Linked DNA regions of Homo sapiens: region 2 is linked to region 1. Evidence: chromatin loops called from intact Hi-C (ENCODE). Cell type or tissue: Calu3. All regions are shown on one strand. Links, peaks and the distances in the headings refer to the core of each region. The heading gives the core; the rest is flanking DNA. Region 1 overlaps LPP (LIM domain containing preferred translocation partner in lipoma). Region 2 overlaps LPP (LIM domain containing preferred translocation partner in lipoma).

What was found. Hi-C counts contacts between places; a loop is a spot of excess contacts. Peaks named below come from ENCODE experiments on the same cell type or tissue, not always from the same donor. Only the 100,000 strongest peaks of a DNase experiment are listed, where the experiment ranks them.
Region 2: a loop joins it to region 1, with 3 times the contacts of the local background. A loop is called at or near these places in 23 of 110 quality-filtered maps.

Annotation. Positions count from the first base shown.
Region 1 is chr3:188,213,286-188,226,070 of GRCh38, forward strand. It overlaps LPP (LIM domain containing preferred translocation partner in lipoma), which reads left to right. Exons shown (of 12, transcript NM_001375462.1): 2 at 12,120-12,242. Among named protein-coding and RNA genes, the nearest start is that of FLJ42393, 41 kb to the left of the region's middle. RefSeq lists an enhancer at 708-857. In Calu3, for the core only: no CTCF peak of the experiment used is centred there; DNase peaks (open chromatin) are centred at 3,946 and 6,136.
Region 2 is chr3:188,158,716-188,171,500 of GRCh38, forward strand. All of the region lies in intron 1 of LPP (LIM domain containing preferred translocation partner in lipoma), which reads left to right. Among named protein-coding and RNA genes, the nearest start is that of LPP, 11 kb to the left of the region's middle. RefSeq lists an enhancer at 5,527-6,726. In Calu3, for the core only: no CTCF peak of the experiment used is centred there; DNase peaks (open chromatin) are centred at 5,886, 7,066 and 7,976.

The sequences.
Region 1 (12,785 bases), core at 2,390-10,389:
TCACTGTGTAGATTTGATGAGTTGTCAGAGTTGGAAGAGTCCTGCAGAGTTTTCAGCACATCTGTCTAATTTCACAGTGTGAGATAATGGGCAGCAGAGACCCAGGCCCTGAAGACAGATGGCTCATTATGTGGGATTAGAACCCAGATCTTCTCTCTCAGTTCGTTCTCCTTCCCCTAGACTTAAGCTGCCCCCTCTATTGCGAGATGAGGAAATTGGGAGATGTTAGAACTGTCCACACTTACTAATCTAGTTGGTGGGAAATTGAGGACTAGAACCTACTTCTAGTTCAGACCTCTTCCCGTTAGGATATATGGGCTCAGATGCCTAGATTTGTTGTTTTTGTATGAGGCTCTTTTCTTTTCTTTTTGTTCTTTGATTTTTACTTACCTTTCCCTTCTTTTGTTCATGTGAATGTCGTATGAATGCAACCTTCTGCTCTCCTTTGCTCCCTATATCTTTCTCTTTCACGAAAGGGGATGATCACTTGTCCAAAAGGCAGAATGAATAGTGTGGAACTTCCTTTCTATCCATGGAAGTGAAAATTATGCAATTTTCCCTGAGAGAAATTCAGCAAGGCTTCCCATCTGAGCCTCTACCACTATTCTTGAAGCTGTAAGAATTCTGGAATATTATGCCCATTCAAAGGTGAGTCCTGATTCTGATTAGATTTTAAACACACACACACACACACACACACACACACACACACACACTTTTTAAGCCTACCAAAGCAGGATAGAGACCCAGAAGACACCGACCTATTACGTCACCTCAGATGTTTCACAGCCATCAGGAGTAACTCTTTGTAGTCAGCTCAGTTTCAGATCAACTTTTTTTTTTTTCTTTCTTTCTTTTTTAGACAGAGTCTTGCTCTATCGCCCAGGCTGGCTGGAGTGCAATGGCGCGATCTCGGCTCACTGCAACCTCCGCCTCCTGGGTTCAAGCGATTCTCCTGCCTCAGCCTCCTGAGTAACTGGGATTACAGGCATGCACCACTAGGCCTGGCTAATTTTTGTATTTTTAGTAGAGACAGGGTTTCACCACGTTGGCCAGGCTGGTCTCAAACTCCTGACCTCAGGTGATCTGCCTGCCTTGGCCTCCCAAAGTGCTGGGATTACAGGCATGAGCTGCTGCACCTGGCCTCGGATCAACTTGAGGGCCTTATTTTCCAGTGCAGGGAAGATGGTAGAAATATGTTTTGGGGAAGCATTTTATTACCAGTGGCATTAGGTGGCAGATGTAATAGAGCAGAGGAAGTGCTCTGAGACCTATGTTTGTTCTGGCCAGTTTTAAAGAGAGGGGAAGCGACTCTCTAATCTGCTTTGAAGCAAGTGGGAGGAGGGAAGTTGCACAGGACTCCCAGGAACCTGTACACAATCTGTCTCCTTCTGTGACCAGCTGAGGCTGGGTGGTGACTGTAAGCCCTGTTCATGAGACAGGAGGAGAGAGCCTTGAAGAAGGAAAGCCTGGGGTGTTTTTCTGTGGTGCTGAGGGACAGGGACAGTAAGAGGTTGGAGTAAATAATACCAGTATGAATACTAATACTCTGAATAAGGACAGCTGACAAGCATTGGTTGCTTAATGGGTGCCAAGCACAGGGCTAAACACTTTACCTAAATTATTGTGGCACTATAGCTGCCTTTGAGTAGGAACTATTTTTTAAAATATTATTTTTAATTTTGGTGTAATACATATAAAATTTGCCATCTTGATGGTTTTTAAGAGTACAGTTCAAGCCTGGGCATGGTGGCTCACGCCTGTAATCCCAGCACTTTGAGAGGCCGAGGTGGGCAGATCACTTGAGCCCAGGAATTCAAGTCCAGCTTGGCCAACGTGATGAATCCCCACCTCTACTAAAAATACAAACATTAGCTGGGCCTGGTTGCATGCACCTGTGGTCCCAGCTACTCAGAAGGTGGGGATGGGAGGATTGCTTGAATCCAGGGAGTGGAGGTTGCAGTGAGCCAAGATTGCCCCACTGCACTTTAACCTGGATGACAGATCGAGACCCTGTCTCAGAAAAAGAAAAAAAAAAAAGAGTACAGTTCAGCAGTGTTAAATACATTCATATTGCTGTGTAATCAGTCTCCAGGCCTCTTTCATCTTGCAATCTGAAACTTTGTACCTATAAGCAACAGCTACCCATTTTCCTCTCCTCCAGCCCCTGGCATCCTCCATTCTACTTTCTTTCTCTATGAATGTGACTACTCTAGGTTCTGTATCTAAGTGGAATCATACCGTATTTGTCTTTTTGTGACTGGCTTATTTCACTAAGCGTAGTGTCCTTAAGGTTCATCCATGTTGTAGCATGGGTCAGAATTTCTCCTTTTTAAGGGTGAATTATATTCTGTGGTAATGAATATACCACATTTTGTCTATCCATTTAGGTACTATTTTTTAACCTCCATGTTATAGAAGAACAGCAACCAGAGACTTCAAAGGGTTAATTAAGTAAGTGGCCCAAAGTCACATAGTCAGTAGTGGAGACTAATTTTACCTAAGAATGGCATGTGATCAGGAGTAAGCAGATATTGGATTCTAATTGGCAAGAGTGTGACAAATCAGGGTGCTTCTCAACTGGATGGTGACACCTCCTTACACCTTGCTATGGCATTTCAATAAAGCAAGTGTTCCAAAGGGCTGTACGCAGCTATGCTTCCTTTCTTTTGTATTGGGCTCTAGGAAGCCCATAGCTAAATTTAAAGCTCACCTCTAGCAAATGGTATGAGACATCCAGCTCTTATTTTTTGTATCCCTTTCTCCTTTCTTTGCTTTATTTTCTCCTCTCCTTACCCACTTTCTCACTTAAATCATGAACTATTAGCATCTTTTGTCAGGTACCTCAGATCATTTCTGGAACAAGGCAGAATATATAGATATGTGGCATGATATCTAATATTTTAGTAATTATTAAGTCTGTGGAATAGTAGGCCAAAACTGGCCATGATTTTTCTGACTTGACTCTGCTCGTCTTCTTCTTCTTCCTTTTTTTTTTTTTTTTTTGATGGAGTCTCACTCTCTTGCCTAGACTGGAGTGCAGGGCGTGATCTTGGCTCACTGCAACCTCTGCTTCATGGGTTCAAGCCATTCTCCTGCCTCAGCCTCCCGAGTAGCTAGGACTACAGGCACTTGCCACTACACCCCACTAATTTTTGTATTTTTAGTAGAGACGGGGTTTCACCATGTTGACCAGGCTGGTTTTCAACTCCTGACCTCAGGTGATCTGCCTGCTTCAGCCTCCCAAAGTGATGGGATTACAGGCATGAGCCACCACACCCCACCTAACTCTGCTCATAATGCAATGTTTCATCTGGGCAATGCCCTGCCCCTTTCTGAGTCTCACTTTTCTCACCTGAAAGAGGAGGTTACTGTTGATGACAGTGAACATTTAGGCTGTGCTGAGTTTTACACTAAGCATCCTGTCTCTAACTCTCCCAACACTCCCACAAGGCAGGTGCTATTATCCCCATTTTACTTTTGAGAAAATTAAGGCCTAAAGAAGTGAGAAAGCTTGTCCAAACCGCTATAGCTCTTGGGCAAAGGCATTAGTGACCAATGTGTATTTGACTCCAAAGCCCAGGATGTTAGCCACAGTGCAGGGCTACTATCCTTTTATACAATCTGTCAGGCTTCTTCCATCCGTGGCATGTATTCATCTAATTTTATTAAATCTTTATTGAGTTTCCACTTAGGTGCCTTGCACTGTTCTGGGCATTATCCCAGTACTCGATTTAGAGCAAAGAGTAAGACACACACAACAACGATCTCTTGGTGCTTACACGCTGCTGCAGGTGTGTGAAGGAGGCAGATAAAGGAACACTTAAACAAGAGGGACTGATAAGTAACCCAAGGGAGGAGTCACAAAGGGCATTCTGACTGTGAGTGAGTGGGGAAGGACTCTGGGAGGTTATGTTTAAGCTGAGATCTGAGTGACAAGGAGGCCACCTTGTAGAAGTTGGGGGAAGAGCACTGCAGGCAGTGGAGACGGTCAATGCAAAGGTCAAGGCTGTGAAGTGGGAAGGAGTTTGTGTTTGAGGAACAGAAGGAGACTGATGTGCTGGCAGGATGTGGGCTGCAGGGGAAGAAGCAGGAGAAAAGAATAGGGTCTAGCAGGTGGTGGTAAGTGAGAGACCTGAGCTTCTTAGACCTGAGTCCAGATGTGATGGGTTATGTGTTACAGGCATCTTTCCAGCTGCTGTGGAGGGAACCTGATAGTAAAAGGGAGTCAAGGGTAGAAGCAAGAAGGTTAGGCTAGACTTTTACCGTAATTCAGGTGTGATGTGGTGGTAACTTTGACTAGGGCATAGAAGTTGGGCAGGAGAGGTAAGTTTGGGGCATGTTTGGGAGTGATCGTCTATAGGATCTCAAGTGTGATTTCCTTCAGAGAAATGCTGAGCTAAATGGGCAGGAATCTGGGATACTCAGAGGGAAATGAAAATAGGTGCCCTAGGGGGTTGCCCAGATAAGCAGCTGGCGTTCCAAGACCAAAGAGTATCTGTTTCTCACCCCTCTCCCATTTAGTTTCTAACCTTGAGCTTTGGGCCAGTGCACAGAGGATGGTGGCTTCCTGCCTTTGGCTTCCCAGCTGAGAGCTGTTGGAACGCCCCAAAATAAGCCCTGCAGAACGTGCAGCTTCCTTTGCTCTCCCTGGGTATTTTTGTAAAACATTCTTTCCCACCAAGAATGAGGAACGTTCAGAGTGATGCTGACTTTATGGGCTGTATTTAACATGTTGTTTTTTCATGGTGTTGTCTGTTCATGCAGAGATTTCTGTCTCCTGTAAACTCCCTGGTAAGGAATCTTCAATCTCCATGTGAGATGGGTCTGGAAGGCTCAGTGGGAGCCCAGAAGAGCTGGGGTTTGAAAGCCTCTCCTTGTCTTGAGGACTGGACTGCGGTCCAAGGGCACCTACCAGCCCTCTTTTTTCATTTACATTTGAATTCACAGTTGCTGCCCTTTGGCAGTTCCCTGTAATTCCTTTTAACAGGCTGGGCTTTCCTGCAGATACTTCATTTTTCAGGTCTTGGAGAAGTTAGGTAGTGGCTGAATCAGGTAGAGAATCCAAAATTCTGACCAAGCCCCATCCTCTAGCCACCAGGCCAAAGCAACTTAGCTTGTGACCTCATCCTCCTGTGTATCCCCTGGCAATCTTATACTATAATCAGCCTAAGCCCAGAGATGCTCAGAAATCATACACTAAGTCATCTAAAACTCATTTCTGAGGCTTTCTCATGCGCCCCTCTTGCAGTCTGTAGTTACCAGGTTTTCAAATAATTAGCATAATCTCTTAAAAACAGTGTTTTGTTATTGCTCATTCAAGTTTCTTCTAAAATTTCTTTTATATTACCTATTCATTGAGTTGACAAACATTTATTGAGTTCTTACTGTATGCCAGGCATTGTGCTAGGTGCTGGGGATTGATTCAAAGATAATTTGGAGGCGTATGGAAGGGGAGTGGATAATTACAGCACAGTGAGATAAGTGCTATAATAGGGGGATATATAAAGAGCCAGAAATAGCACTATGAATAACATCTTTGAACAAATTGCCTTCTTTTTTCCTTTTGGATTATTCCCTTATGTATATTGCCCAAAGTGGGATTACTGGGTCATTTAAAAGATGAAAACAATTTGGCACAAAAAGATGTAATGACTTGCCTGGGGAATACAGCTCAATTTTCAACAGAGAAAGAAAAAATTGTTGACAAATCCAGATTTAGATCACTTTACCAGGAAGATGGGGCAGTTTTTATACTACCCTTTCAACATGGTGGCTTTTAGGGGCGGGGTGGGGGGGATTTATTCTAAACATGTTAGCCTGCGTGTAGGAATCACACGTCCTCATATTTAATCTCACAACTTGATTGTTCTCACAAGAACCTAGCTGTATACATATTATCGTTTCCATTTTACAAATGAAGAAACTGCACCCTTGATAAAAGGAAGTAAGTTGCTCAAAATTCCATAGTTAATAAGTGTAGAATCCAAGGGTCAAGCACAGTTCCTTTTATTCTTTGACTCTATCCTGTTCCCCATGCTGTGTTTACCAATTGAGGGTACCTGTGCTCTAGCCGGGGCCCGGAATTTAATATTTAATGAGTCACGGAGGCTCTTAAGATGATGGTCAGGCTCTATGAAATAGGTGTAGATTTTCTTACCTCTGAAGTCATAGCCAGGGAACAATGTCTTTCTGTATATTGACCTGAAAGGACCCAAGGGCGCATTATTCCTGACCCTGGCTCAGGTGCTGAAAGGCTATTTGCATAGCCCTACTGTTAGAGCACAGAATCCCAAGTAAAGCTGAAACCATGCCACAGTTTTGCTGTGAAACATTTATTACTTTTCTAGTACTTAACAGTATTAAGTAAAAACTCCTGCCCCTGGTATCCAGGACCTGTCATAAATGGACACCAACATCGGTCCACTGTGGGTCCATGTGGGTCCTTGATGCTCCTGCTTACATATCTTTAAATCAAACACATTTCCTACCAACCCCCAGATATATCTTGCACTTTCTCACCTTCATGCCTTAGCACATGCCTTTCCTTTAGCCTGAGATAACCTCTCCAATCTTCATTCATAGAACTCCCAATCCTCCTGTAAACTTCTGCACAGACGCCATCTTGGGAAGGGAATAATCCTTGATCACCACCTGCTCTCCCATCCATTAGAAGTGATCTCTGTGTTCTCTGTTCTGCTAACTCAACCACAGTTAGCTGTGAGGCAATAGAGTACAAATGTATGCTGCATATGAGCATGGGATATGGATTTGAATCCCGGCTGTGATACTTCCTCACTGTCAGTTAACTTGCTTGAGCCTGAGTTTTCCCATCTGCCAGATGGGTGTGATACAATAGGTGCTCCCCCTGAAACCCACCATGTTGACAGGAGTAGTATAAAAATGGTCTGATTCTCCCGGTGAGGTCACGTAAATCTGGAATCGTCAACAATTTTCCTTTCCTTTGTTGTCATGACTTTTTTTTATGACATCACCTCATGTCATGTCACCGTGTGGTATGAAAATTTGCATTGTTACCTGTGCTTCTTCTGTGGCACTTGTCCTCCCTTACTTGATGTCTTATCTCTCCTTCTAGACTGGGAGCTCTTCAAGGGCAGGGAGGGCATTGCATCTTTGAAGGCCTTGACATATGGATACTGCTACAAAGTTTCCTTTAAGGGAAAGGAGGATTCCATACAACCTAAGTGGTGACATCAGCACAGGCTCATTACTAATCTCATGTCACGAGGTTTCAGGCCTGGCTGAGAACTCTGTGAGCTCTGTGATGTTGAGCTTCAGGCACATAGAGTACAAGCTGGGTAGGCCTCTGGCTCCTGCTTAAGAGACAGCAGAAAGGCTGGATGGAGCCTGTCTCCAGACCAGCTTCTTCTGATTCAAGGAGTTGGGTGGGACTGGCAGTTCACTGAAGGCAGAGTGGTAGTCCTGCTTGGAACGTGAAACTTTGTTTCTTTCCTGGGCCTTCCAGTGGGTCTGTTATGTTGGTGAGAGTTTCAGACCTAGAGGAAAGGGTCACTGAAGGTATGGGTTAAGAGCAACTCTGAAAGCCACCTGCCCCCCGACTTCTCTGTGAGTGGGGCCACAGGGAGAAGATCCCTTCATAGGTAGCTCCCCTACCCTTGCTATGCTTGGAAACTGACCATGGAAAGGGATTCATTTCTTAAAGGGATAGGGCTACCATTTAACTTTCTATTGTGTCACTTCCCGAAACGCAACACCTATGGCTTAAGATCCAAGTGCTTTAGAACATGAGATACAAGGTCTTCCAGGCTCTGGCTGCCACATCCCTTTCCAGGCGTGTGTCCCACCACATTCCTCTGCATCCTCTGTCACTGGCCTCACCAGATTAGTCACTTTCTCTGAGAACACCCTGAACTCATCCTTCTCAAGGCCTTTGCACATTGTGTTCCCTGAGCCTATTTTTCTCCTCCTCATCCGTGGAAATCCTCTTGGGTGTTCAGGCATCGTTTAGAAGTCACATCATCTGCAGAGAACTTTTAGACCCTCAAAAGGACGTTGCATGTACTCGTGCTTTTCTACACTTTTCATTCTGTCTTTTGTGTTCCAGTGTGTCCCCCATTGAGGCTCTTCGACACCCCTAGGCATGTCCAACTCAGCACCTACACCTGCTAGGTCCACACACTGTGTTATCCAAGACAGAAGGTGTTAGCAAACCTCTCTTTGGTGCGCCCCTGAATGCAGAACATGTGACATTCTGTTAACTAACAGTTGTGCCAGAGTGGTTTCCATAGCCCATACTGGGGTTCCCATGATTTGTTTGATCATGAGCCCGGCCATTCGAATTGTTTTTGAATTGGTCTGATATCAGCTAGTTAATTGTTAACCCTTTTCAGGTTTGTTTCCCACATACCAGTAGATGTCTGCTTAGTGCCAGGGTTCTGAGCTTTTTATTTCACTTAAGAATATAATAGCAAGGTAGAATTCAGGAAAGATTTACTTGCTGTTAATGTGAACTTTTAAAAAAATAGTTTGAAATGTAGGCTTTGTTTTTATCCCAAAGCTCCATGAAATATGAAAATAGCAGGAGTTTTAAAGGTATATTTCCACCTCTAGAGGAAGAACTGTCCATATTATAGTTGTAATTATAAATTAATAAAGCCTGTGTCATGAAACTTGATTTTGAACGCCTGTGTTCAAATCCTGGCTTTACCACTTACTAGCCTAGAGATATTGGATGAGTGTCTAACTTCTCCGTTCCTCAGTTTCTTCAGTGTTCAATTGGGAAATTTTTCTTATGGTTGATGGAAAGTTTAAATAAGGTCTTGGATATGAAACTGGGATTTTATTAGTGTGTGTGTTTCAAAATGTGGATTTGGAGGCCATTTAAAAATAGCATTTCCAAAAAGTTTGCTTTTAAAGCAAAGTACTTAGATATATAAATTTTTATGAATTTTTTTTCAAATGATAAAATAAATGAGTTTACAGTCAGGAGACATACAGTATCTAACAAACTTAGGGAATATGCTTGGCTTACAAGACGTGGTTTTAGTCCACATAAATTAGAATCACAGAACTATAGGCTTTGAGAAATTATAAAAGCCTTGGAAGGGGTGAACGTGAATTAGTGCATATTGTGTGCAGGCTTTGTGCCATACGTGCTAGATATGGGATCCCAGGAAATGGTTGCATACACCTTGTTGGGTAGATGATATTAACCCTGTTTTGCAGACAGAGAAACCTGAGCTTTGAGAAAATCCTTTACACAAGTCCAATATCAAAGTCTGGAACTTCAAACTGCACTCCTGATGGCTTCTAGAAATCCTTTCCATTTACAGATATGACAAGACTTGCTTTCACATTGTTGATTTTTTTTTTATCCTCTCTTTCTCTGTCTCTGGGGGCAGCACTAATTCAGGGCCAGATAGAACTGTGAAAATCTGCAGTGTTGATGTCACATAACTTGTTTAATGAATCTAGATTAGTGTCTTGACTTTTCCTGCCAAGAATCTGCTCATAAAGTGTCTTGTTTTGAGCTCCTTTAACTGTACTCATTCATCAGCCTTTACTTATTTTCTTCTCTTTTGGAGAGATACTTGCCATTGCCCATAATGTTTGAGGTCAGGAGTATATTTGAAGAGGGCTTTATATTTTCTTAAAAAAAATACAGGTGGAAAATCAAGTTTATCAGCTATTTCATACCATCTTCTTCTGCCATTTATGGGCAACATGTGGAAGAGGTGGCAGGGAGCTGGGAGTTTGGAATAATGTGTCTCATCTTGAATTTGTCGCTGACCAGGGAAAATACTCAAGGCCAACTCCATCATTCCCTTTTGGGAATTCGGTGCTTCAGCTGTAAAGAGTGAGGGCACTACTAGGTGATTCCTAAGATTTAAAATTCTGCATGTTTTGTGGTGTCAAAACCATCAATTTCTGGTGAGCTGCGTGATCCTGCAGCTGTTTCTCTGATACTTTTCAATCTTTAGATTTAATCTATTCAACAATGTATAATTTTTTAAAGGGAAGCTTTTATAGATACTTCTGAACTATAACCGGGTGGGGGGGATAAATGGATGTTAAAAAATAGAAAACAACCAATTAAATAGTATATAGCATGTAATTCTCCTTGGAAACTTACCACGAAATTGAGAAGCACTTTAACAACTGGTAATTTAAATTGCGTTTGAACTCTGCTAATGGTTTGTTTGCATGGGAACTTCAATCATTTCACAGTGGTTCTTTAGCAAAGCTGCTTGTTCTCTTTATGGAAAATAAGAAAAAATTATTAAAAGAGAAGTTGGCTATGGAAAATGGAGACCACTTTCATTTGTGCCTGGAGGGAAGCTGGAGAGTGTGAGTGAGACTCCCTCAGGGCCAAGGGTGGAGAGCTCTTCCTTTCAGTGAAGTTTAAAAATCTGGGAAGTCAGATGCCCTTTGCTGCTGTTGTAGAAACTGTTGTGATTTGTATCTCTCTCTGCAAGGAGAAGCTTTGGTTTTATGCAGCTTGCGGGTGAGGGTAGGGACAACCTTTTTCGTTTGTTTTATGAAATTGCATTGTTCACAGGTCTAATGTTGGCTTCCTAACAACCCATTTCTCAGTAAGTTTGAAATTATGCCTCTCTCTCCTTTCAGTGGAAATGGCTTTCAGAATTCCAATGTCCTTGAAGACCACTAGGTCTCAGGAAACTCCTTGCTTTTCTGGGCTGATAGTGATTATACTCCATTTTGCCTACTTAATTTCTGTCTGCTGTTGAGGTTACTGGGAGAGCGTTGAAATAGGTGTTCGAGGCCTGGATTTGTAAGTCCTGGTTTGGCTCTAGGTGTGACTCATGTGACCAAGCACAAGTCCCTCTGCCCAGTGTGTTTTGTTGTCCTTTGTCAAAGCAAGCAGTCACTTGATCCAGTGGATCAAGTGGCTCCTGAAGAGGTCACCTCCTTACCCAGGCCACCGGGTTCTCTTGTCAGTTGGAAAAGTTGAGGTGGGTCATTTAAAAAATCCCTCCCAACTTTGAACTTGGAATTGTTTTGTACACAAAACAATTGTATGATTGGCTAGGTAATGTTTACAGTGACAACAATGAAATGGGCATGGTAGTTTCTCGTATGTGGATTTCTCCTGCATACATGAAAGACAAGTTTTATAACAGCCCTTGCCTTGGGATACTTGTCTGTTGGCATACATACTGTGTAATCATTAGCAAAACAATAATAGTTGCTAATGAAATAAAACCTGTAATAAGGGCTGTATTAGGCTATTCTAGCATTGCCATAAAGAAATAGCTGAGGCTCGGTAATCTATAAGAAAGAAGGTGTAATTGGGTCATGGTTCTGCAGTCTGTATAAGCATGGCACTGGCATCTGCTTGGCTTCTGGGAAGACCTCAGGGAGCTTTTACTCATGGCTGAAGGCAAAGGAGGAGCAGGTGTCTCAGATGGCAAAAGCAGGAGCAAGAGAGGGAGTAGGCAGAGGAGTTGCCACACACTTTTAAATGACCAGATATCATGAGAACACACTCGTGATCGTGAGGACAGCACCAAGAGGATGGTGCTAAACCATTCATGAGAAATCCGCCCCCATCATCCAATCACCTCTGCAGGCCCCACCTCCAACAGCAGGTATTACAACTCAACATGAAATTCAGAGGGGACACATATCCAAATGATATCAAGGACGGCTTACTGGGAAATGTCAAGATTGTTTATCCCTCTGCTGCTCACTGATTCTCACTTTTCAGGCAAGGAAACTAAAGTTCAAAGAACATTAGGTCCTATAGTTAGAAATTTGTCTCCAAACTCATATTCCTTTTCTTTTTTTATTTGGTATAGTTTAGGTTTATCTGTTAATTTTTTTCTTCCCTACAATTTGAGTATCTAACTGACTTGCCTCTTTCACCTCCATTATTAAGATGAAGCTGTTTTCCCAGGAGAACTAGGAGAGCTGAGATATGAACACTGAGGCATCAGCATTCTCTTTCCCCATCATTCTGAGTCAAATTAGTGAAATAAGAGTGCCAGGATCTGACTAGGAGTTTAGGAGGTATAGAAGTAAACCACGGCCCAGTCAGAGACTTTATAAGCCTGGGAATTTCTGAAGCTGGTTAAGACCCTAGAGATACATAAGCAACACCCTTCTGTTTTTCATAGGTGGGAACTTTGAGGCTCAGAGACAGAGCAGAAGACAGAACCTGGTCTTCTGATTCCCTGTGTTCTGCTTTTTTCATTGTTCCACTGGACGCTCATCAGAGGGAAGATCTTTTTCCTCAATTGGTGAGTCCCGCACACAAAAAGAACACATTTGCCTTTTAAAATCAATGTATATGTTTTAATGAGTTTTAAACATCAGTGTTTTCCACTTAAAGTATGGGCATCAGTAACTAGGATGCATTAAGAATAAGAGAAGAACTGAAATGCCCTTCCTTCTTTCTTGAGTTGCTTTTATGGCAATAGACAATATATAACCATGCTAATAAAATGTGTGGCAAAGCAAAGGCAGAGCTCAGCTCTTGGAAGGTGGTAGCATTGAACTTGGAGGAAAATTTGGAGTAACGATGATTTCAGGTTGCCAGCAATTGTATTGCCTCCTTCTTTCTCATTTGGCATGGAAGAAAGTGTTCATGAAATGGAAAGACCAAAATGAAAATGTCACTGAACAGTGTTTGGGCATTTACAAGGAAAGAAAGCAGTATTATTGAGTGTCTCTTGTTTGCCCTTGTGCAAAGTGCTGCTTCTTTTGTGATCTCATTTCATTTTATGTATTTATTTTTTTGAGATGGAGTCTTGCTCTGTTGCCCATTCTGGGGTGCAGTGGTG
Region 2 (12,785 bases), core at 1,532-9,531, 55 kb before region 1:
AAATGAATTTGGTGAAATAAGGTTACACAACTACCAGGAGGCATTCAAACTTCTGCCTCATTCTTATAGCCTCTTCACCACTCTTTTCTATGCCCACATGCATGAAAAGCTCAAATCGACATTGCTTGTCTGTGTTCTTCCCTGGAATTTAATTCAGCCCACATTCGTGGGGCCCTAGTGGGGTCACAATTGAGGATTCACATGGACAAACGGGCTTCTCAGTCCCACACTGGTGCTGTTCTAGCCCCTTTTTCTCTCTTAAGATGCTACCTTGGGTGTCGTCTCTCCCCAAACCTAACTGGAAAGGACTAAGCCTCTCTAGCAAATCATCTGCCTCTTTCAACAGAGCTCGCTTCCCCAGTCCCTTGTTGTGTTAAGAATGTGATTTATTCTTGTAGAGAGGCAGTTAGGGTCATAAAGTAACAGAGTGGGGAAGTGACAGTCTTGAACTCAGTCATTACCTTTGATCTCACGGCTCCGGTAACGGTGCTATATGTTCTCTGGTGCTGAACCATATAGCTTCTGCGTCCTCTAGGAAAGCTTTCTGGCTCAGGGCTCTGAGGGAACACCTACAATCCTTCCTATCACCTACCTGAGTCAGATGGGTCATCTACATTTTGGCCACTCACAGATAAAAGCATTAATAATCTGTTTATTGTGTTGTGAGAGGAGACAGACCCCAGGATGTTCAGTAGCTGTTTGGTGAATGAACAATGTTTATGGACACAAATAAGCATGCATCACCACTTCATCTTACATATTTGTGTGTCTGCCTCCTCTCCACTTTAAAATAAGCTGCTTGAGGATTGCAGTGATGTCTGCTTGTTGATGGCTGTATTCCCAATGCCCAGAAGAATGCCTGACACATGGTAGGCACTCCAGAAATACTTGCTTGATGAAGAGAGGGAGTAAAATAGTTCACTGCAGCCACAGGATAGCAATCATGGGGGAGCGGGACTGTTTTTACTGCCCCAGAACCTTGAGCCAGTTGTTGCTGGCACAGGTGGCATTGGGCAGTCCTGCCAGCAGAGTGAAGATTGAGGGACTGGGAGTGTAGAGCTGAGGGTTGTGAGATTAACTATGCCAAGGTTAATTGCAGTTGCAACTGCTCTTTCACTTTTCCCTCACACAGACAGGTGGTCTGGAACAGTCCTCTGTTTTCTTCTCTTTTGAGACAGAGTATTTTTTTGTTTGTTTGTTTGGTTTGTTTGTTTTGAGACACAGTCACACTTTGTCACACAAGCTGGAGTGCAGTGGCGCAATCTTGGCTCACTGCAACCTCCACCCCCTGGGTTCAAGTGATTCTCCTGCCTCAGCCTCCCAAGTAGCTGGGATTACAGGTGCCCGCCACCACTCCCGGCTAATTTTTGTATTTTTAATAGAGACGGAGTTTCACCATGTTGGCCAGGCGGTCTTGAACTCCTGACCTCGTGATCCACCTGCCTTGGTCTCCCAAAGTGCTGGGATTACAGGCGTGAGCCACCACGCTCAGCCTTGAGATGGAGTTTTACTCTTGTTGCCCAGGCTGTAGTGCAATGGCCCGATCTCGGCTCACTGCAACCTCCGCCTCCCAGGTTCCAGCGATTCTCCTACCTCAGCCTCCCAAGTAGCTGGGATTACAGGTGCCTGCTGGCACGCCTGGCTAATTTTTGTATTTTTGTGGAGATGGGGTTTCACCATGTTGGCCAGGCTGGTCTTGAACTCCTGACCTCAGGTGATCCGCTGGCCTTGGCCTCCCAAAGTGCTGGGATTACAGGAGTGAACCACTGTGCCCAGCCCTCTGTTTTCTTAATCCATGCCTTTTCTTATGCTGTTTTCTCTACCTGGAGTTTCCAGCCTTTCTGTCTCTGCCTGTTGTAAACCTGTGATTCTAGGATCAATATCAAAATCTACCTTGTGCCATGAAGCAATTTCCAGACTCCTTAACCCTTCCAACCCACACGTATCTGTGATCAGATACAACTCAATTTCATGTATTGAGTTCGGTACTTGTGTACAAAGTGATTACTGTATGCCAGGCAGAAATGCTAGATACTGGTTACAAAGAAAACTGAGATAGGCTCTGCCTTCCAGAGTCTTCCTTCTATCATAGGAAAGAAACTGAAAGAGAAGATGCTAAGGCTCTAATAAAGTAATGAGCAAAGGGCTAATGGGAACATGGAGAAAGGAGTGACCAATCATCTAGAAGAACTGGTGAATGCCTATGGAAAAGAAGACATTTGGTTGGGTTTTGAGAAGTGAATAGGAGTTTACATGGTGGATAGGAGTGGAAGAGCTTTCTAGCCATAGGGACCTTGGTGTATGTGCACAGGCCTGAGGCCTAAAAGTATTTGAGGAATATAAATGTGTGTTTGGAGATCACTGTGGGAGATGGGGCTGGCTAGGGAGGGTTAGTTGATAAAGAGCTGATGGGCCAAGCTAAGGATGATGGCAGAGGTGGGAGGGAGCAGGAAGGCTTTTATTATTATTATATTTTGAGCAAAGGAGGGCCTTGTTGGATCTGTATTTCAAAGAGCTCTGGTGGCAGACTGAGGGCAGGTTAAGACCAGAGGCAGAGTCCCAGCTTAGAAGGCTGCTGAAGTATTCCAGGACAGGAGAAATGGGCCTGTATCGGGTCAGCAGCGTACGGAGGGAAAAATGGATTCCAGAAACTGTTTGCTGCTAGAATAATATCAGGTAGCTTAATTCCTACTTTTGTCCTTCTAATTGTTTGACAGCTTATCCATCTTGGCTGGGGAAAAGAATTTTTTTAATGTACACCAAAGTTTGTAGTCAACAGGAGAAGCAGCAAGCTGCCAGCCAAGCATGGACTGGGGCCTTCTTGGCCAGAGTGAGCTGATCCCTTGTTATACAGATGAGGAAACTGAGGCCCCAGAAAAGGGACAGAGCTGCTCAATCACACCCTTGTCAGCTGAAGTGGAGTTGGGTCACAGCCTTTACTCCTAGGCCAGCCCTGTTTCCAGGTATTTTTCATTCTCAATTTCTGCTGTACCTCACACCTTCCTTCCCCACTCCACCCTCCACTAGGGGTTTCTCTGCTTTGGAGAATTTTAGGAGAGGATGTAACTTGGAAATTATGGTATCTTAGGCTTGAAACTTGCGCTTCATACTTAGAAAGCAATCAGATTAAGATGGTTCAGTTTGAGTGTGTGTGGTCTGGCGATTTATTTATGTAACTGCCATGGATGGCTGCCATTGATGCTTGTTTGTGAGAACCAAGCTATGCTTCCATGCTAATATCAAGGTTCCTTGCTTTTGACAGCTCCCTGCCCCTGCTCTCTACCATTCTCCATTAATATTTACTTATTTTTGCTTGCCTAGAAGTTTTTAGGCAATAGTTTTAGATCCATTACAAGGTAGATCCTCCTGTGTTTGTCTTCCCTATTGAACCTGCCCATCACAATGTATCTCACAGAAACCATGAGTATTTCATAGCCTTCATAGCACTTTTAATGTAGCAAATACATTTTATAATCATTTGTATTACTTTGTTCCCAAATATAATGCAAGAGACAAGTTGGCTAGATCAGTCTTATCTTGCAGATATTGGTCGGGAGTTCAAGGGTCATAAAACTTTCCTAACTGGGGTGCAGGGCCTTAAGTGGCAGAGTGAGAATCAAACCCCCCTCTCCAAAACTCCTGTCTTGTTCCTTAACTTTTGCAAATGAGCATAGTTGATGTGAACATCCCTGCAAGCCCTTTACACAGGTGAGAAGTAGTTATTATTATTTCACTAGTACTAATTAGTAGCATTAGGTGACTATATTCAAGGCTTTGGAAGGCAAGACTAAAAATCAGATTTGGGACAGGGAGTTCAAAGATCTGGGCTTCACCATACCGGATCATTTTGGCAATAGTGGTGATTTTTGGTGTAGGGAAAACAAAGACCTATGTTTGGGCTAACCACAAGCCCTGTGATCTTGAACAAGTTCTGGAACATCCCTGAGCCTAAATTACCTTTCAATGGAGATCCTGTGATCTATCACAATGCATTTGTGAGAATCAGGGGCATTTCTGTGATGGCGCTTTGTCAGTGGTAATGCAGTCTGTACATGTGTCCGATTCTGGGTGCCCAGCGGGGCATCTGGCACACAGTGATGACACCTTACTGTGCTTGTGGGGCTGAAAGGATTTAGACCTAGACAACTCCTAGTTCAAGTCCTCGTTGTGCTGTTTAATACAGGGTGCTCCCTTGGTGGTCACAGGCACTATTTGTTTTCTCCACGTATTCATTTTTAGATCTCTTATTAATGAGGTCACCACAGTTGAGTATAGTGTGCCCGCAAAAGTGGGATGAGTGCCACAGACATTCACGGGCATTTCCAGGTTGTGCGCTGATTTGTCACCAGTGGATGGCTGTGCAGTGTCCCTTCTTCCACTGCCACCATCCCACCTTCTCTTGGGTTTTGTTTGCACTGTTTGTATCTGTTACCCGTGGAGGGTCTGCTTCTACTGTTGTAATTGCTTGTGTTGTGACTTTGCATCATAGCTGGAGATCCCTCTGTAGTTCAAATGGAAAGCTGGTGTTGAAGGTGAAACCAGGTCTTCTTCAGAAACTTGTGTGGGAACCTTTCATGGGCTGGATAAGCATGAGGATCAGGACAGGGCAGGGTCACTGACCTTAAAGGAGGATGCTTTGACCTGCCTCCAGCATGCACCCTTCCTGCTGAAGCCATTGTTAGTGTCCCTTAATTACTCAGGCCACCACCCAGCAGCGCAACTGTCAACTTGCAGAGGACTTCAGTGGTATCAGTAGTGTTCCTTTTTACTCTCATAGGTGTCCTGATTCGGAGGATACGTTATATGGTCACCCTACTTATAGGTGAATATTGAGTGAGGTAGTGTAAATAATGTGCATAAGGCCAGGCATAAGGCAAGGACTCAACAAACATCCACTGTTTTTGTTAGAGGGGGTGCTAGGTGCTCAAGAAATGTCTGCTGAGTGGCCAGGCATGGTGGCTCACGCCTGTAGTCCCAGCACTTTGGGAGACTGAGTTGGGTGGATCACGTGAGGTCAGGAGTTTGAGACCAGCCTGGTCAACATGATTTAACCTCGTCTCTACTAAATATACAAAAAAAAAAAAAATTAGCCAGGTGTGGTAGTGGGCGCCTGTAATCCCAGCTACTCGGGAGGCTGAGGCAGGAGAATCGCTTGAACCCAGGAGGCTGAGGTTGCAGTGAGCCAGGATGGCACCACTGCACTCCAGCCTGGGCAATAGAGCAAGACTCTGTCTCCAAAAAAAAAAAAAAAAGTCTGCTGAATAAACTACATTTATAGAAGTGGAATTTAAGTTTGTTTGAAGGGTATGTCAAGATCGTAAGCACTTACTATTTATGAGGGTTGATAAAATCATGTTAATGTATATCTATAATATAAGAGAGTGCCGTGGGAGAGGCGCATGTGAAGGACTGATGGACTTGTGAATTGCTGGAGCCTTTTGGAAGTGCTGAGCCTTCAGTTAGACATTGAAGGATGGGAAGGCTTAGACCAGGATTCAGCAGGCAGCTGAATTGCTCTGGCTACTGAGAGTTAAGGAATAAGATTGGTTCTCTGTTCATGTGTGTACTTTAGCTGGGTCCCTGAATCTATTATTTTCCATCCAGTGGCCCATCTTGATAATGATCTCTAGCTGTAACCGTGGAAGCCTAATGCTCTACTAAACTCTGTGCCAAGAGGTCACAGTGGAAATTCATTTCCATTATGCAGAGTCATCTGCACTTGTACTTCCTAGTGAATTTCCACTGAAGATGGTTCTTGTTTAGTTCAAGGAAGAAAATAACTTGGTTGGCACCTGGAGCTTCTGTCTTGTTTGGTATGAAAACGAATCATTTTCAGGAAGTGCAATAAAGAGTTGCCACCCACAGGGCTGGGTGTGCCCTGACTCATGGGAAAGGCAAACTCTGCCCTGGCCAGGCAGGTAAGTGACACCTTTTCTTAGAATGAGGTGAAAGATAGGTCAGTGTTCCAGTAGGTGGTCATTGTCACCCTGGAAGTCTCTCTTCTTGGTCATAGTTTAATAGCTTTACCTGGAGAATATCTAGGGTTCCAGTAGTGACAGCTGGACAGGACCCTAAAGATAACATTCTTTCCATAAATTTGATACATTTGTGTATTCATTTGACATCGTGTATCAGGTGCATCTGTGAAAGAATTAGTGATATGTTACTCTGGGTTTCGACGATGGAAACGTGAATGCAGTGTGGTCTCTGCTTGCAAGAGGTCACATAAATCATCAAGACAGTATGTAGAAGTATATGCAAAAAATACCTGAAGGGGCTAGGTGCAGTAGCTCACATTGTAATCCCGGTACTTTGGGAGGCCGAGGCAGGAGGATCACTTGAGGCCCGGAGTTCAAGACCATCCTGGGTAATATAGCAAGATCCCATCTCTAAAAAAATAAAAATAAAAAAATTAGCCAGTGTGGTAGTGCATGCCTATAGTCCTAGCTGCTCAAGAGGCTGAGGCGGGAGGATCCCTTGAGCTCCAGAATTTGAGGCTGCAGTGAGCTATGATCATACCACTGCACTCCAGCTGGGGTTACAGAATAGACTCTGTCTGTCAGGAAAAAAAAAAAAGTCTGATGGCTCTAATTGGATGGTAACTCCCTAGGGACCTGGGGAAACTCAGATAAAGAGATTGTCATTTGATTGGGCATTGAAGGGTAAGTGGGAATTTGTTTGGTGGGATAGAGGATATTTAAGTGGGAGACATAACATGGATAGAGACATGGAGGTGAGAAAGTGCATGGTGCCTTGAAAAATTAGAGTCATGAAGGTGGACTGCATAGTAGAGAGGCTGTGGAGATGGGTTAGGGTCTACATTGAGAGAAACCTTTATTGCTGTACTGAGAAGTTGAGACTGCATTCTGAAAGGAGCATTGAGTAGATCAATGAGATGACTGGATCTGTGCCTTAAGAAAATAATCAGCTATAGTGTGCTAGACGGATTGAAGGCAAGGGTGCTAGAGACAGCAGGAGCTGTCTGAGCTGCTACAATAGCCCAGGCAAATGATAAAGCAAAACCGAATTAGGGTTGAGGCAGTCGATATGAGAGATGACTCACAGATAGAATAGAAGTCACAGAGTCTTCTCATTTTGCATAAGGGGAGACTCAGCACCTAAGAAAATTACACGTGCAAAGTTCACAGCCCTGGTCCCAGCGTAACACTGAGGTGATCTCGTCTGCCCAGTGTCTTAGACGGGTGACGGAACATACGGCTTTTGAGAGAACTGCTTGTCAAGGAAGATCTCCACCCTTTTTTATCTTGTAAGGATTCTGTGACATCTCTTAATTCTGAATGAGATGAGATGGCTCTTTCTGGAGTTACTGAATCTCTAATTGCTGGAGATATTCAAGCAGTGACTGACTGAACTGTTACCGTGAAAGTTCAGGCATTGGTTGAAAACTCCTCTGCGAGGTCTTTAAGACCTATCAACCCTGATTTTTTTTTTTCTTCTTTCTTCTTCTTCTTTCTTTTTGTTTTTTAAATTTAATTCCTGGGAAAAGAGACTTATAACAGTCTTATCTGGGAATGCTTTATCCATTTGGCTCCTCAGGATTATTTTAGACAAAAGGCAGAGAGAGTTAAAAATGGATGATTGAGCTCTAAGAATGGTGGCCTGTAGTTCATTCAGAGTAGTGATGGAACAACCATTTCGTTGCCAATAAATTAATGCTCACTCATGTGGGAGATATTGGTAGCTGGCTCAGCTTGCAGGATCCTGGTCAAAATGGACCATCCACATAGCATAATACTTATCTTGCTGTTGCCATTTCTTATAGGGCTTTATGGAAACATGTGTTTTCCTACAAATTACAGGTAAATCATACCAGTAGTCCTGCGGATGGTTATTATTATTGTCCAAGTTTAATCAGAAGCTTGAACCTGGGAAAGGTTAAATGATTTGCCCAGAACCCAAGCAAGTTAAACATTGAACCAGGACTTAAGTTTTCTATTATCGCAATGCCAGATTCTTCCTGTTCCCTGCCTGTGCAGATCTCTGAGTCCGGCTCTAGCTTTTGTTCATATTCATATCCACAGCATCTGCTGCAAATCCTGGGATGTTATAAATAATTTAATAAATGTTTATTGAATGAACATATGAATGAATGAATGAATGAATAATATATATGAAGTAATAAATGATGACTTGAGTTTTAAGAATAGCTTAAGAAATTAAAAAAACCACCACCACCTAATTGAGTACCTTCTTGGCACTTTGACTTTTCCTTATAGAGGTTACAGTTTTTGTGTCTTGCATTACGTGGTTATCGCTGAGGGATGTAGTAGAAACTACATGGATGGTTTGGAGAGTTAGAAGGTTTGGATTTAAATTATAGCTCTGCTAATTGTTAGCCATATAATCGTGTACTGGTTACTTAGCCTCTCTGAACTTCCAATTCCTCATCTCTAAAAGAGTGTAATAGTATCTTTCACATAACATGATTGTGGAAGGTATTCTATGGTCAGTGTAGTAAAGCCTCAAAGCCTGCCATGTTGGCCGGGCACGGTGGCTCAGGCCTGTAATCCTAGCACTTTGGGAGGCCGAGGCGGGCAGGTCACCTGAGGTCAGGAGCTCGAGACCAACCTAGCCAACAAAGCAAAATGCTGTCTCTACTAAAAATACAAAAATTAGCTGGGCATGGTGGCATGTGCCTTTAGTCCCAGCTACTTGGGAAGCTGAGGCAGTAGAATTGCTTGAACCCAGGAGGCAGAGGTTGCAGTGAGCTGAGATTGTGCCACCACTGTACTCTAGCCTGGGCAACGGAGCAAGACTCCACCACCACAAAACAAAACAAAACAAAACAAAACAAAACAAAACAAAGGCCTGCCATGCAGTGCCACTGAAAAATGTTATCTTTGTGTGTGTGTTGTTTTTTTTTTTTTTTAGGATTCTCTGTCAACCCATTAGCTAATAATGCACTCACTGTATTTTTCCTTTTATTTCTCCAAATTATGACCTATGGTAGACCCAGTGTTTGCTGACTGGCTAAATATGTTTTAAGTTCTTTCAGAGAAGAATTATAGCACAAAAGTCCCAACTATTTCTATGACTTTTCAGATCAGTTGCCAGTCAGCCTCCAGAAAGACTATTGACTTGCACAGTCATTAGCAGTATGTGAATCTACTTGTTTCTCTGTGCACTTACCAGGATTTAATTTTATAACTTGCATTTGTCTTTGCTAAATTAATATGTAAGAAATATCTTATTATTGTTTTAATTTGAATTTCTTTGATTACTAAAAAAATTTCCCAAGTAGTGGTTTATTGTTTGTGTTTCTCTTTATATGGATTGTCATATGACAATATTTAGAAATAGTCTGGGCTGAAGACGCTTGATATAAAAGGGCTAAAAATGTTTAATGTTTTGAGCTGCTTAAATTTATTTATTTGTGCATTCATTCATTCTCTCAGTCTTTATTGAGCTACCTACTCCGTGCCAGGCACGTGCTGCACATACTATGAAGAAAAAAATAAATGAATGAAAACAGTGACTTCCAACCTCTTCATTTAACATGTGTGATAGTTGAAGTCTAGAAAAGTGAGGTTAATTACCCAGGGCCGTACAGCTTGTTCAGTAGCAGAGCCAACCATTTATTTGAACAGTAATGATTTTAAATGTTTTGTGTCCATAGCCTTTTAAACCATGGCGACATCCTGGAAATTTCAGTATTGTGATGTTAAAGAACATCTCTAAACTGTGTCTACGTTGAAAAATCAGAGTCCTGATTTTTGGTTTAGAAAACATGGTCACCTGGTTCTTCAGTTGTAAATATAATTCCTTCCTAGACCTCTCTAATGCTTAAGTCTAAATTCATTCTTAAATGAATAAACTTAATATTAAAATAAGATCAGGAAGTAAATCCCAAGCCAAGCATTTCAGACCAGTTGTGAACCTCTTTTGACATGTTTTTGGTAAATGAGAAGAACTGATGACATATTTCCCTATCAAATAAAATAGACAATTTAGATTTAATAAGGCAGTTATCTTCAGGTAATAAAAATTCAACTAACTTGCCATAACTATCTTGTTTAAAGTCAATTAAGAGCCTCATATTTCTCACTTGCTGGGTAAAATTTAATAGAACTTCAGTTAAGCATTTATTGCTTATTTAATTCAAAATTAAGTTAATCACCACAGTTGGTAACAACCACTGAGTATTTAATTAACATTCAGCAAACTATCTTATTAAGTCTAAATTAGATACAGACAAGTCTTGTTTATCCCCATCAGTTTGCAAACACCACCTCCCCCACCTCCCATCCCAAGGGGCCTTTGGTTTTCCTACAGTTTTCCTTTTTTGATTCATCATTTTTATTTTCTTCTACTTAAGACTTCACTTGGGTGAAAGAGGAGAAGAGGCAGCAGTCCATCATGTTATAGAAACTTTGGGCTCGTAGTATAACTGAGAAACTTTTTCAATCTTTTCTTTTTTCTTCAATCCTATTCTATTAACATTTCGTTTTTCAAAAGGTATTGAGCACATTCTCTGTGAGAGGCTTCTTTTAAACCCTAAGGAAGCTATAAAAGAGGTCATTCTGACATATTTGGTTTTATTTTCTCATCCTAGAAATGAGAGGATTGGGTTTAGTTTATCCGTGTAACACGTATTATTGGCTTGCAGTGTGTAAGGCACTTAGCTGAGTGTTTGGATACACCTTGATTCAGACAAGGCCCCTGCTCTTAAAGAGGACACAGACCAGTGTGAAAGCTGCAAAGTTCAGCTGTAGGAACATGAAGGTCCTTTAGAATGCTGTGATTCTGTAAGACAGTATTTCCCAAAGTGTTAAGGCTGTTTTATTAAGAAAAGGGTCCTGTAGCCAAGTAAGTTTGGAAAAGTCCAAGTTAAACAAAATTAAGGAAATTTCAGTATTGTGTATCTTTACCATGGGATTTTGAGACTTTAATAAACGAATGCGCATTCTGACCTCCCGGAAGGTTTGTTTCCCAAAGTTATTTGATCATAGAACCCCTGCACCCCACTACTACCCTTTGTACCAGAGCATTTCCTGGGTTCAGTGATGTAATATGCTTTGGGGAAAGCTGCTGTGGGCCGTGGACCCTGGCCACGAACCTCCCACAGCCCAGAAGGGGTACTCAGACATTCACCCTAGTAACTATGATACAGGGTCAGAATTCTACTTTGTCTGAAAGTTGTGCACATAGAGTGGGTGATTTTAGACATAGAGTCTTTTAACTGGAGTGGAGGGTATGTAACCAGGACAGCCTTTCCTCATGGAGGAGCGCTGGGTCTAGCGGGAGATAGACTGTGTAGGCAGAGAGGCCTGGAGGGTTGCCAGAGCATCATCGGGAACAGAATAACAGTGAAATTCTGACATGGCTGATTTGGTGGAGACTCCCTAACACATTGATATAATGTAGACCAATTTTTATTATAGCCTGAATATGGAGAGGTAAGAGGCAATGAATTTTTTGGCGCAGAACTTTCTGCCTTCGGCTTTGTTCCAACTGCGTGACTGCCCATCTGCAGAAGTGATTGTTGATTCACGTCTGTAAGACATTTTCATTCTCATGCTTTGTTTGGGGCAGAGCCTCTGCCTTGTGAATCACTCTTATGAGAGGGAGTCTCAGTTTCTTTTCTTTTCTTTTCTTTTTTTTTTTTTTTTTTTGAGAGGGAGTCTCGCTCTATTGCCCAGGCTGGAGTGCAGTGGTATGATTTCGGCTGACTGCAACCTCCGCCTCCCAGGCTCAAGCAATTCCACTGCCTCAGCCTCCTGAGTAGCTGGGATTACAGGTGTGTCCCACCATGCCCAGCTAATTTTTTTGTATTTTTAGTAGAGATGGGGTTTCACCACGTTGGCCAGGCTGGTCTCAAACTTCCAACCTTGTGATCTGCCCGCCTCGATCTCACAAAGTGCTGAGATTACAGGTGTGAGCCACCATGCCCAGCCGAGGGAGTCTCAGCTTCTTCATCAACAGCATCATTCTAGTCAGTCTAGTTTCCGTTTACCTTGTCATCTACCACTTCCTCCAACTTACCTTCCCCCCAGCTTCTCTTATTCTGGTGAATCACCTGTGTCTTCATTTTTCATTCTTATTCATCTGAATCATCTTCTTCATCTAAGGCAAGGTACCCTTTTATATCTTCCTGGAAAGACATCTACTTCATTTAAAATAATGCTACCAATTTCCTCCCCTCTGGTAGCAACCAGCAGATGGAACATGCTAGATGAGGTAGAGGATAATCTACAAATCTGGTCTGCCATATCATGGGAGATTTCACGTAACAGTGAATTCTTTCAGAGCCTCTCAGCAATACCTTCCTTGTTTTTCATATCTGTATCAAAAGGAACACTGGCAAACCTGGGTTGTATTTCTCATTCCATTTTGGGCTTGAATTTTTCTGAGTCTGAGTCTCAGTTTATCTGTGTATGAAACGTTAGGGTTACGCTATGTGTACTCTCAGGGCCTTTTAACTAGAAAATGTTGAATTTGAATGTTTACTAAGTCAACACAAGCTGCAGTCACCCTGGATTGCTTGATCCTCCATGTACTTTTGAGCCTGGCAGTATGAGGAAACTCCTGCAGTGAGCATAGTTCATGCCTACACAAAGTAGGCATTCCATGAATATTGGTTCTCTTCCATCCTGACTGCTTCTGGATTCATTTTCTTTTTATTGCCATTGCTTTTTAGTCACCCAAGCTTATCTCTTTCTTGTCTACACCCTCAATGCTGTAAATCTTCCTTTCTCATTCTCCATCTGGATAGCTTCCTCTCTCCTCACCTTTTTCCCTTCAGGCTATGCCTATGGATGCTGTCC